Linked DNA regions of Homo sapiens: region 1 is linked to region 2. A link is an interaction called in ENCODE POLR2A ChIA-PET data of the cell type or tissue named here. Cell type or tissue: Panc1. All regions are shown on one strand. Each heading gives the region's core, and the rest is flanking DNA. Links, peaks and the distances in the headings are about the cores only.

Region 1 (5,372 bases), core at 296-5,295, 92 kb after region 2:
ATGCAGCCACATTGTTAGCGTCTAAACATTTCCTAGGATGGAACCACTGAGGCTGAAGTAAAGGACCCTGAACAAATAACATTATTATTTTTCTTTTCTTAGAAATGGGATCTTGTTTTGTTGCCCAGGCTGGTCTTGAACTCTTGGGCTTAAGTGACCCTCCTGCCTTAGCCTCCCAAGTAGCTGGGAATATAGGCATGCGCTGTCACACCCAGTAAGAACATTATTCTTTTGCTTTTTTTTGAGATGGAGTCTCGCTCTGCCGCCTAGGCTGGAGTGTACTGGCGCAATCTCAGCTCACTGCAAGCTCTGCCTCCCGGGTTCATGCCATTCTCCTGCCTCAGCCTCCTGAGTAGCTGGGACTACAGGCACCCGCCACCATGCCTGGCTAATTTTTTGTATTTTTAGTAGAGACAGAGTTTCTACCTTGTTAGCCAGGATGGTCTCGATCTCCTGACCTCGTGATCTGCCCACCTCGGCCTCCCAAAGTGCTGGGATTATAGGTGTGAGCCACCGCCCCTGGCCAAGAACATTATTCTTAAGGGAGGAGACCTGGATTTCAGTACCAGTTGTATTTTCTGATTAAAAGGAAAAATAGCTTGCCTGGTCTTAGATTCTCCTATAAAACAAAGTGGGTTGGTCTGGATGATCATTACATTCCCTTATCACCTTAGCATTTCTTCACAATCCTTTACTGTGCTGGTTATTACTGAAGAGTATTTAGTAGTACTGTAGCTCTGTAAGATTAATGTCAATGAGAGGCTGGGATTGAAGTAATTTCTGAGACCTTTAAAAATTATCTGGCTTGGGCCAGGCCCGGTGGCTCACGCCTGTAATCCCAGCACTTTGGGAGGCCGAGGCGGGCAGATCACGAGGTCAGGAAATCGAGACCATCCTAGCTAACACGGTGAAACCCCGTCTCTACTAAAAATATAAAAACAAATTAGCCGGGAGTGGTGGCGGTTACCTGTAGTCCCAGCTACTTGGGAGGCTGAGGCAGGAGAATAGCGTGAACCCAGGAGGAGGAGCTTTCGGTGAGCCGAGATCGCGCCACTGCACTCCAGCCTGGGCGACAGAGCGAGACTCCGTCGCAAAAAAAAAAAAAAAAAAAAAAAAAAAAAAATTATCTGGCTTTAGAATCTGGGTGTATGTGCATATGTATATGTGAACTAGGTAATGTTCCTCATTTGTCTACCTGATGAACTAAAAGCTAACGATGGTGAGAGCCTCCAAAAAGACCACTTTCCTTTGAATAGATAAACTAGATCTTAACAAGAGATTTTTCAAATGGTGTCAGCACTTTCTATTTGGATTCTCAAACTCCTTGTCCTTAATTCCATACTTCAAAGTTGACAACTTTCAGAATAGAGAAGTCATATTGAGTCTTTTCTCTTCCTTTCAGATAAATGGGATTCTGAAGTGAATGCTCCGTTCTGTCGAAGAAAAGAAATATGGATAAACAAATCTCTCCTTCTTTCCATTAGTCAGCAAACTCTATTTCTCCTTCTCCATTGGCTTAGTCTTTATCATTTCTCATTCAGCAATGCAACTGATGCCTTATTGGTCTCCTTGCGTCCAGTCTTCTTCCCAGTCAATCCATTTGAAAGCCCTGCTTTCGTTGTATTGTTCCACTTTGAACTCTCAGTAGCTGCTGGTAGCAAGTAGAAGAAACTCAGATGTTTTTAGCTTGGGATTCAAGGCCCTCAACACCTGTATCCAGCCATCTTTTCCCTGATAATTTCCCACCATTGCCTGACACACAAACTTTACCCCCAGTTAGTGTGGACTGTTTATACTCCCTGCAAGAAACTTATGCTTTCCTGCCTCTGAACCTTTTCTCACATCATTCCTGTCTCATACGTCTACTTTCTCTCTGCCTATCCAAAGTCATCCTTTGTGGCACAGCTCAAACCTCACCACCTCTATAAAACCTTTTTTTTACATCATCCAAATTTAAAGCTGACTCCTCTGAGCTGCTGTAGTATTTATTGTTTGTATTACCTGCTTAAGCACTTAGAATCTCCTGCCATATTATGAGAGGTCTTTTTCTCTTTCTGCCTTTCTTCCCCTATCATTAGTTCCCCTTGCATGGGCATATGTATATTTCATCTATCATTGAGTATTTTATACATAATAGTGGTCCTATACCATTTGCTGAATGTTGAATGTGGATCAAAGCTTACAGTGCTACTCATCAAGTGCTTTCTACCAGGTGAGGAACACTCTGATAACTTACTTGCTAAGTATTCTCTATATTTCATCACTTATAATAGAACACAAGTGATTTTTGACTACACAGTAAAATACAAATAGGAGGCTAGAAAGCTGAAGGAGGGAGAGCTTATAGACTTTCCTCCTTATGCATCTGGTACATTCTTTTGATTAAATCCTTTGTATACCAATAAAGTGTGAATGTTATCTAAAACAATCCCTTTTATTATTTTTATTCTTTCTTTCTTTTTTTTTTTTTTTGTGAAATGGAGTCTTGCTCTGTTGCCCAGGCTGGAATGCAGTGGTGTGATCTTGGCTTACTGCAATCTCCGCCTCCCTGGTTCAAGAAATTCTCCTGCCTCAGCCTCCCGAGTAGCTGGGATTACAGGTGGCCACCACCATGCCCAGCTGATTTTTGAATTTTTAGTAGAGAGGGGGTTTCGCCATGTTGGTCAGGCTGGTCTCGAACTCCTGACCTCAGGTGATCCACCTGCCTCGGCCTCCCAAAGTGCTGGGATTACAGGCATGAGCCACTATGCCCAGCCAATCCCTTTTATTCTTACAGAATGTAATTTATAATGCATTTTGGTTGTTGTTTGAGGCTTTTTAATATATTGTATTTGTTACTTATTATAGTTGTTGGAGTACCTTATGGCAACAGAACTCCTGGAGAAAGATTGACGAAACCAAATGAGGTCTAGCAGAGGGTTTCTAGAGACAATTAAATGTAGTAGTTACCACAGTGAACCTTGGAAGCAGACAGGCTTGGGCACAAATCCCGGGACAGGTGACTCAGTGTCATTCAGCTTTACATTCCTCCCTTAAAAATGGGAATATTAATGTCTCTACTTCACTGACTTGTGAGGAAGAACAGAGATAATACATGTGGATCATTTAGAACAATGTCTAGTGTAACCTTTGCTAATTATTAAGACAGAATGGGTAATGAGCATTGTGATAGGCATTTGGATGGAAAGACAGGGACTGAAGGAGAGAAATACTTACATATATGACAAATATGTACTGAGTTTCCAGGTGCCATGCACAGACAATTACCAATTAGGATTAAAGAGATACTGGGAAGGGAAGAATCATTGCAGTGAATATGGCTGGAGAGAATAAGTAAAGTCTAGGGTTATTCAATACATTTAGCAAAATACTGGTGGTACATAATAACAGAGGAAAGGAAAATGGCAGCTAATGAATGCTTGATGACTGCAATGGCTGGGCACTCACTAAACTAAGCCCCAAGACCTTAGAAGAAGCCCGGGAGAAATAAAGGATGGAAGAGGTGTCAGGCCATTACCCACTGCTTCTAGTTTACTGGCTTATTCTGAGCACAGAAAACTTAAATCCATCACACTTTTGTTCAGTTTTTTTCTATCCAAAAGGACATGTGAATTCACATACATGGCACTTTAGAGGTCAGGTGCCATAAATTAGAATGCAATGATGATTTACATACATTTCCTACACTGTAGCACCTCCCCAGGGTTGAATTTATCATTCTTTAAAATAGAGAGGTTCAGGTTGTGTTCTGTGGACATCAAAGTGAGAAGAGGAGTGATCAACCACATTAACTCCTGTTGCTGCAGAAAGGAAAAATTCTTCCCTCTACCTACTCTGGCAGTGGGGAATTGTGAATTTTCTCAACTGTGCATAAAACTGTAACTATTTCCGGCCGGGCGCGGTGGCTCACGCCTGTAATCCCAGCACTTTGGGAGGCCGAGGCGGGTGGATCACGAGGTCAAGAGATAGAGACTATCCTGGCCAACATGATGAAACCCCGTTTCTACTAAAAATACAAAAAATTAGCTGGGCTTGGTGGCAGGCGCCTGTAGACCCAGCTACTCGGGAGGCTGAGGCAGGAGAAGGGCGTGAACCCGGGAGGCGGAGCTTGCAGTGAGCTGAGATCACGCCACTGCACTCCAGCCTGGGCGACAGAGTGAGACTCCGTCTCAAAAGCAAACAAACAAACAAAAAACGAAAACCAAACAAACAAAAAAACTCTATTGCCATTGTGGGTCTATAAAAACCTACCCTTAAACTGAAAAAAATAAATAAAAACTTGCTGCAAAAAGGACACGTTGTGGTCTAATTAATGGCTGAAGGACAGTTCTATATAAATAGAAATTATTTTTCCTGATTGCTTATGATCTAATTGTCAAAATAGTGTTAGTATTCAATTGCCTGTATGAGTAATTACTCTATCATATGTAAATGTTTACATCTCCTCTTACATCTGAAACTTGAGTCACATTTTGAATATGTGAAGTGTGTTAGCTTCATATAGGGGGAAAAAAACTACTCGCTTATGAAATAATTGTAGGTCGGGCACCGTGGCTCATGTGTGTAATCCCAGCACTTTGGGAGGCCGAGGCGGGCAGATCATCTGAGGTTGGGAGTTCAAGACCAGCCTGACCAAAATGGAGAAACCCCATCTCTACTAAAAATACAAAAATTAGCCGGGTGTGGTGATGCATGCCTGTAATCCCAGCTACTCAGGAGGCTGAGGCAGGAGAATCATTTGAATCTGGGAGGCGGAGGTTGCGGTGAGCTGAGTTCACGCCATTGCACTCCAGCCTGGGCAACAAGAGTGAAACTCCGTCTCAAAAAAAAAAAAAAAAATTGTAGAAAAGGTAGATTCTATGTGAATATATAAAATGAGCTCCAAATGATGAATTAAAACAACAATATTTCTTATTCAGACAAAAATAGCATACTATTTGTCCCTAAAAATCTTAAAAAGATTTAAAATTTAAACTTCCTTGGGTTAACCTGCCAAGAAAGTCCAATAAGCTTCTGTTTTGACTGCAAATAAAAGCACACATACAACCAGAATAATCTATTTTTCTAGCAGCATATGGTTCCTTTGGGAACTTCAGAAACAACTGTGTTTGTATGCTTCAGAATTGTCACATGGGGAAGCTATCTGAGAATTCTCAAGGCCTGTTTTTATTAAAGGTTTGTAATTTGGGGCTTGGCCCTTGATTTTAAAAAATTTACATATTTTAGAGGACAATGTTATCTCAATTGGTTCCATGTAAACACAAACAATTGCAGCTTAGATATTTTAGTACACCAATGAAATGAATGAACTTTGTTCTGAATGAACTAAGAGGAATAAAGGTATTGCTTTATACCTGTCCCTAATTCAACAT
Region 2 (5,372 bases), core at 133-5,132:
TTGTATATATCAGACACAATATATACAAATGTTTTGAGTGAAAATAAATATCCAGGTCTGAGCCAAGCTGTCAAGGAGCTGAAGTCAATTTTTCAAAATGTTTTGGATTCCACCTTAATGTTTTTCAGGCCACCAAATTCGTTTTTCTTTTCTGGTTATTGTTTCACCGCGAGTGTTGACTGTTCGTTAAATGAGAAAATGGCTTCCGAGGCAGTCAGGAAATGGTGTGTAAAAGCCTACAAACCAAATATGTTTGGAATATCCAAAAGGGAAGGACCATGGCAGATCTGAGTGTGTCTCACACATTAAGGGGACTCTCAGCTTGTTGCAAGCTGGGACTTCCACACTTAGCCTAAATTCTCAAATTTTAAAGCTTGCTGGTATTCGGGGTCTGTAAAGATTTGAGGTTCTTCAGATGTCAAAACAAAACGTCTGTCTCCACCGAATTTTGGTCTGACTTCTCTGGAACCGGCTATGTCCTGCTAAATCCTTGATACCAGCAGGTTTACCAGGCGCCCAGCAGACTCCCTTGGGAAATGGGGCCTCAAAACTCCCTAGTCCATCTGAACCTCTAGCTTAGTCCAGGAAATTCAGGGCCTGCTTGCTACTCATTTTCTTGCAAAAACAAGCTCCTAGCTGGTGGAGGTGGAAACTAGCTTTTAGCTAGAGGAAGAATTAGCAAAACCACTAAATCACTAACACTGAATATTCAACATTTCAACTCCCTTTCCCAGAAGCAAATTTGGTGTATAATTGAAATTTTTAATTGTTCTTTAATTGTATACACACACACAACTATATATACCTATATGTATATATATTCAATAGGAGAGAAAGAAGCAAGAGCTGCCAAGGCCCTATGGCTCAAAAGGATTCTCCACCTGGCTGGGCACATAGAGGCGATGGTACCCAGAGCAGGATCTCCAAGTCTGAGTCTGCATTCAGAGGTTTGCCTCCTCAAAAACAACTGAACAAAGGCTGAAGCCGCACTGAGCGCTCGGAAGGCTGGGGAAAGGAGGAGGAAAGCATATGAACTCAGATCCAGGCCTTAAGACAGAAAACACGGAGGCCGTTTCTTTCCAAAATATATCATTAAATCATCGTGTTCTTTCCCTTTAGCCTGGGATGAGTGGGGGGAGGGGATATTCATGGAGATCACTCCTCAAAGAAAATTAAATTATTCTAAATATAAAAGCGTATCTCTTGGTTCAGCAGTCTTTTCCAAATCTATCCCGTTTGCTATTTCACACAAATACAAAGACTCTGGTGTCTCCTTCCATAGCCCGGGTTCCCGCAGAGATTTGGAACCACTAGGAAATTTGTTAAAAAAAAAAAAAAAAAAAAAAAGCCGAAGAGAAAGGACGCTAAAATCTGAGTGCTCAACATTCCCTTCAGAAAGACAAATGTGTCCTCTGAAATGCTGCAGTCCAAGCGGGCCTCTTGACCAAGAAAACAGTTTTAAAACGAGAAAAAAACAGCTTCATCTGGCATTCAATCAGTTGGGAACTCAGAGGGCGGCGGGGAAGGGGGGACGCTTTTAAGGCCTGGGGGTTCTCCCCCAGGGAGGCGGGCTGAGGAGGCTTCCGGGATGCCGGCGGGTGGAAGAGAAATCTGGAACCGTTGTAAATATTCATGTGGGGGGATGCCCCTTCACCCTTCACCCGCCTCTCCCAGCTGCATTCCCCCCTCAGTGATAGTGGGGGAGGGCAAGGCGACTGCCCCACTGTCCTTAGACAAAGGTGATCTCCCCATATTTTTGTTCTCCAGTCGCTTGACTTAAGAAGTCCATTCCGAAGGCTCTGTAGGGAAGGAACTGGCTCTGGGTGTTTTCCCTGCATTTCTCTTCTTTCGTTTCTTAAAAGAGCATAAATAATTAAAGTTTGGCAGGGAGGAAAAGCTTTCTTGCAGAACTGTAGTGGCAATAAATGAAATGACTCAGAATCCCTTCCCCAGTCAGCTTTTACGAGAGCTGCCAGACAGTGTCTGTTCACGTTCTCCAGATACCAGGGGCGCCCTGACAAAGTTAAGGTCAAGTTAGTGTCTTATCTTGGGTGACTCAAAATCACCGCATCGCGTCCTGGCGCTGTGCGGAAAGCTCTTTCTCGCGGAGCGGCTGGCTGCGCCCCGAAGGCCTGGTGCGCTCCCTGCGTTTCGGGTGGGGCCGCGCAGGCAAGGACAAGGCCACAGAGTCGGGGTCTTCACGGTAGGTTCTCGAGCGGGACGCGCGGGTCCGGAGGCTGCGGTTTTCCCTGGGTTTGGGGAATGGGGGTAGGAACTAGGAGGGAGCTGGGGCCAAAGAGCCAAGCGGGCTGGGACTGGAATGAAAGCGCTCTGGGTTGTGGAGTGGGTCGGGGGGCAAGGGTCCGCGCTAAGGAGCCGAAAGGGGCCGGCCGCCCCCTTCCCCTATGCACCGGCGCGCCACTGCAGATGGCTCACCCTCCCCCGCCAAATCGCTGCTCCCGCCGGAGCTGCCGTCGCCATGTCGTTGAACTTGAATGGTTCGTCCTCCCCTTTTCCCTCTTCGGCGGTCAGCAGGCTCCATACTGGGGGCGCCGGGCTGCCTGCACCCCACCCCGTGCCGCCAGTAGAGAGAAGGTGCGAGAATTTTGCGAATCCCCAGACACATAAAGACCCGGGTTGAAGTCCTCGCAGCTGCCCTGGGTCCTGAGCTACCGCAGGGCCAGTGTGCAGCGTCCAGGGAGCCATTTTAGGAGAGAGATCCAGGGGCGTCGACCACGAGCCCGAAAGGGAGAGGCTTGGGCCTGGGATGGAGATGGGGAGGCAGATAAGTGTGCTGGGGGTCTGGGTTGAGGAGAAGAATGTCAGCTGGAATCTGGGCGGGGGTGCCAGCTGCGGGGAGGGAGCACACAAGATGGGCAGTTCTAGTTGGGGGAGGCTCGATGCCCTCCAGTCGCCACAGACCTATTTGCGCAGTGTTGGGGGAGGGAAGAAGACATGGGAAGGGGCGGAGGAAGGAGAGAGGAAGGGAGAAAGGGAGGGAGGAGAAAAAGAGGAAGGGGGGGTACATCAGCCAGAAAATAGATATTAGCTCAGACCACCCGCCTTTTCTCTGTCTGTCCGCACGGTGGGCAGAGCGCACAGCACCGGCACTGCAGCAGCCCGGGCCAGGGAGGGAACCAGCATCACAGCCAGCGCCGCCTGCCCTGGGTATAGGACTGAGGCCCAGGCCCCAGCGCTGGGATTGCCTGGGCGGAGGAATCTTGGGGAAAGGGGCAGCCTCCTGCCCTCGGTTCTGGGATTTGGGTTTGGGAAGAGACGGTTTACCTTTGAAAAGCGTCTGCTCACTCGGAGGTGGGATCCCAGGCCTTGCCTGGACCCATGGGCTAGGAGAGGGTCGCGGCAGGCTGGGAGGAGAGTGAGGCCTTGGGGGAGTGGATGGGGTGCCCCACGAAGAGTCTGCCTCAGAGCCAGGTGACACAGAGGGGCTCCAGGAGGGAGTCAGGCTCCGCTGAGAGCCCTTAGAGAGACAACCTATCTTGGGGGAGGGGCTGAAGTGACCATGCAGACCCAAGGGTACCAGAAGAGCCTCGGGGAAACGCGGCGTGGATTCGCAGGCCTTGGCGGGGCTCCGAAGCAGTGAAGGGTCTAGGTATAAGGCGGACACCCAGGCTAGGCCTGAAAGCAGAGGGGTGAGGAGGACGAAGGTGCGAGTGTGTGGGGGTTGTCTCTTGTGGGGAGCCAGCGGGAAGCCAAGCACCCTAAGAGTAGGACTCCAGATCCTTTTGTTCACCAGACTCCCCAGATTCTAGGGAGGCTGGGGACCACGGGCTGAGCCCCCTCCTGGCTTCAGTGCTGAAGGAGAAGGCAGAGAGGCAACGGGGAGAGAGACAGAGACAGTGACACACAGCTTAGAGGAAAGGAGGGGAGAGGATGAGAGGACAGAGAGAGAGAGGAGAAGGGAGACAGGAAAGCAAGAGGAAGGAAGAAGGAAAGCGGAAAAGAAGAGGAAGGAGAGAAGTGAAGACAGGAGAGAGAAGGGAGAAGACTGAAGAGAAACGAGGCAAGGAGAAAGAGAGACAAGAACAGAGAGGGAAACCAGAGAGAAGGGAAGAGAGCCGGGTGGGCACGAAGGCCCCGGCCTGGGTGAGTGCCTAGGTGGTGAATGGCCTGGGTTTTTCCGAGGCCAGCACTCGCACCCTTGGGGTCAGAACCGGAAAGAGCCAAGTCACTCCACTCTGAACGCGCTGGGCAGAAAAATATGTAAATCAGGGCTCCCTGCGCCCTGGAGAGTGGCGAAATTACTCCCGCCCGGTGAACAAGAAGCAACAAGCTCCCAGGCGGGTGAGCTGCAGAGGGTGGCAGAGTCGCGGGGGAGGGAGCGGCTGCAGTAAGGGGGGTGGGGTTCGGAACCTCACACCCTCACACCTAGTTCCTAGCTTCTAGGGAGCCTGGAGCCGGGGCTTCCCCCCCTCTGCTCGCTGCTTCTCTCCCTTCCCCCTTCCTCCCCCTCTTCCCCCTCCTTCCTCCTCCCCGCCGGCCTCGGTCCGCGTACTTAAAGCGGCGCGGGAGGGCGGACGCGGGCGGGCGGCCCGTTCGGGCGGTGGCAGATGCGCCCAGCGGTGACAGCGGCCAGCGGCGCGCAGGTGACCGGCCTGAGGCGCAGCCTGGTCAGGGAGCGCCCGGGGAGAGCTGGCGGCAGAGGGCAGCCGATCCGCCCCCAGCGCGCGCGTCTCGGCGCCAGGAGCCGTCCCGGGGCGTGTTGGCGAGCGTTGATATAGATATAAGGACATTTCTCTTCATGGCGTCACGTGACATAATTACCACCAGAATCAATCAAGATGAATTGCACGTCAGCGCCCGGTGGGGATTTTTGCTTAGTTGATCCTGGCCCAAGCCTCTTGTGCAATCGATGGCTCAGGTTGGCTGCGCGGGGAGCGGCCAGAGGCTCGCTGGCGCGCACGCCGCGGAGTCATGAACGACTTTGACGAGTGCGGCCAGAGCGCAGCCAGCATGTACCTGCCGGGCTGCGCCTACTATGTGGCCCCGTCTGACTTCGCTAGCAAGCCTTCGTTCCTTTCCCAACCGTCGTCCTGCCAGATGACTTTCCCCTACTCTTCCAACCTGGCTCCGCACGTCCAGCCCGTGCGCGAAGTGGCCTTCCGCGACTACGGCCTGGAGCGCGCCAAGTGGCCGTACCGCGGCGGCGGCGGCGGCGGCAGCGCGGGGGGCGGCAGCAGCGGGGGCGGCCCCGGCGGGGGCGGCGGCGGCGCGGGGGGCTACGCTCCCTACTACGCGGCGGCGGCGGCGGCGGCTGCGGCGGCCGCGGCGGCCGAGGAGGCGGCCATGCAACGCGAGCTTCTCCCGCCCGCGGGCCGCCGGCCGGACGTGCTCTTCAAGGCGCCTGAGCCGGT

What was found. Peaks named below come from ENCODE experiments on the same cell type or tissue, not always from the same donor. Only the 100,000 strongest peaks of a DNase experiment are listed, where the experiment ranks them.
Region 1: POLR2A ChIA-PET joins it to region 2 with 7 read pairs; 2 of 35 experiments call an interaction of 5 or more read pairs at or near these places.

What each region holds. Positions count from the first base shown.
Region 1 is chr2:176,194,753-176,200,124 of GRCh38, forward strand. No RefSeq gene overlaps it. Among named protein-coding and RNA genes, the nearest start is that of HAGLR, 8.5 kb to the left of the region's middle. In Panc1, for the core only: no CTCF peak of the experiment used is centred there; a DNase peak (open chromatin) is centred at 4,439.
Region 2 is chr2:176,102,424-176,107,795 of GRCh38, forward strand. HOXD11 (homeobox D11) reads left to right here and starts at 4,857. Exons shown (of 2, transcript NM_021192.3): 1 at 4,857-5,372. The coding sequence starts at 4,933. It overlaps HOXD12 (homeobox D12), which reads left to right. Exons shown (of 2, transcript NM_021193.4): 2 at 1-66. RefSeq lists an enhancer at 1,727-2,713. In Panc1, for the core only: no CTCF peak of the experiment used is centred there; no DNase peak of the experiment used is centred there; H3K4me3 peaks cover 881 bases.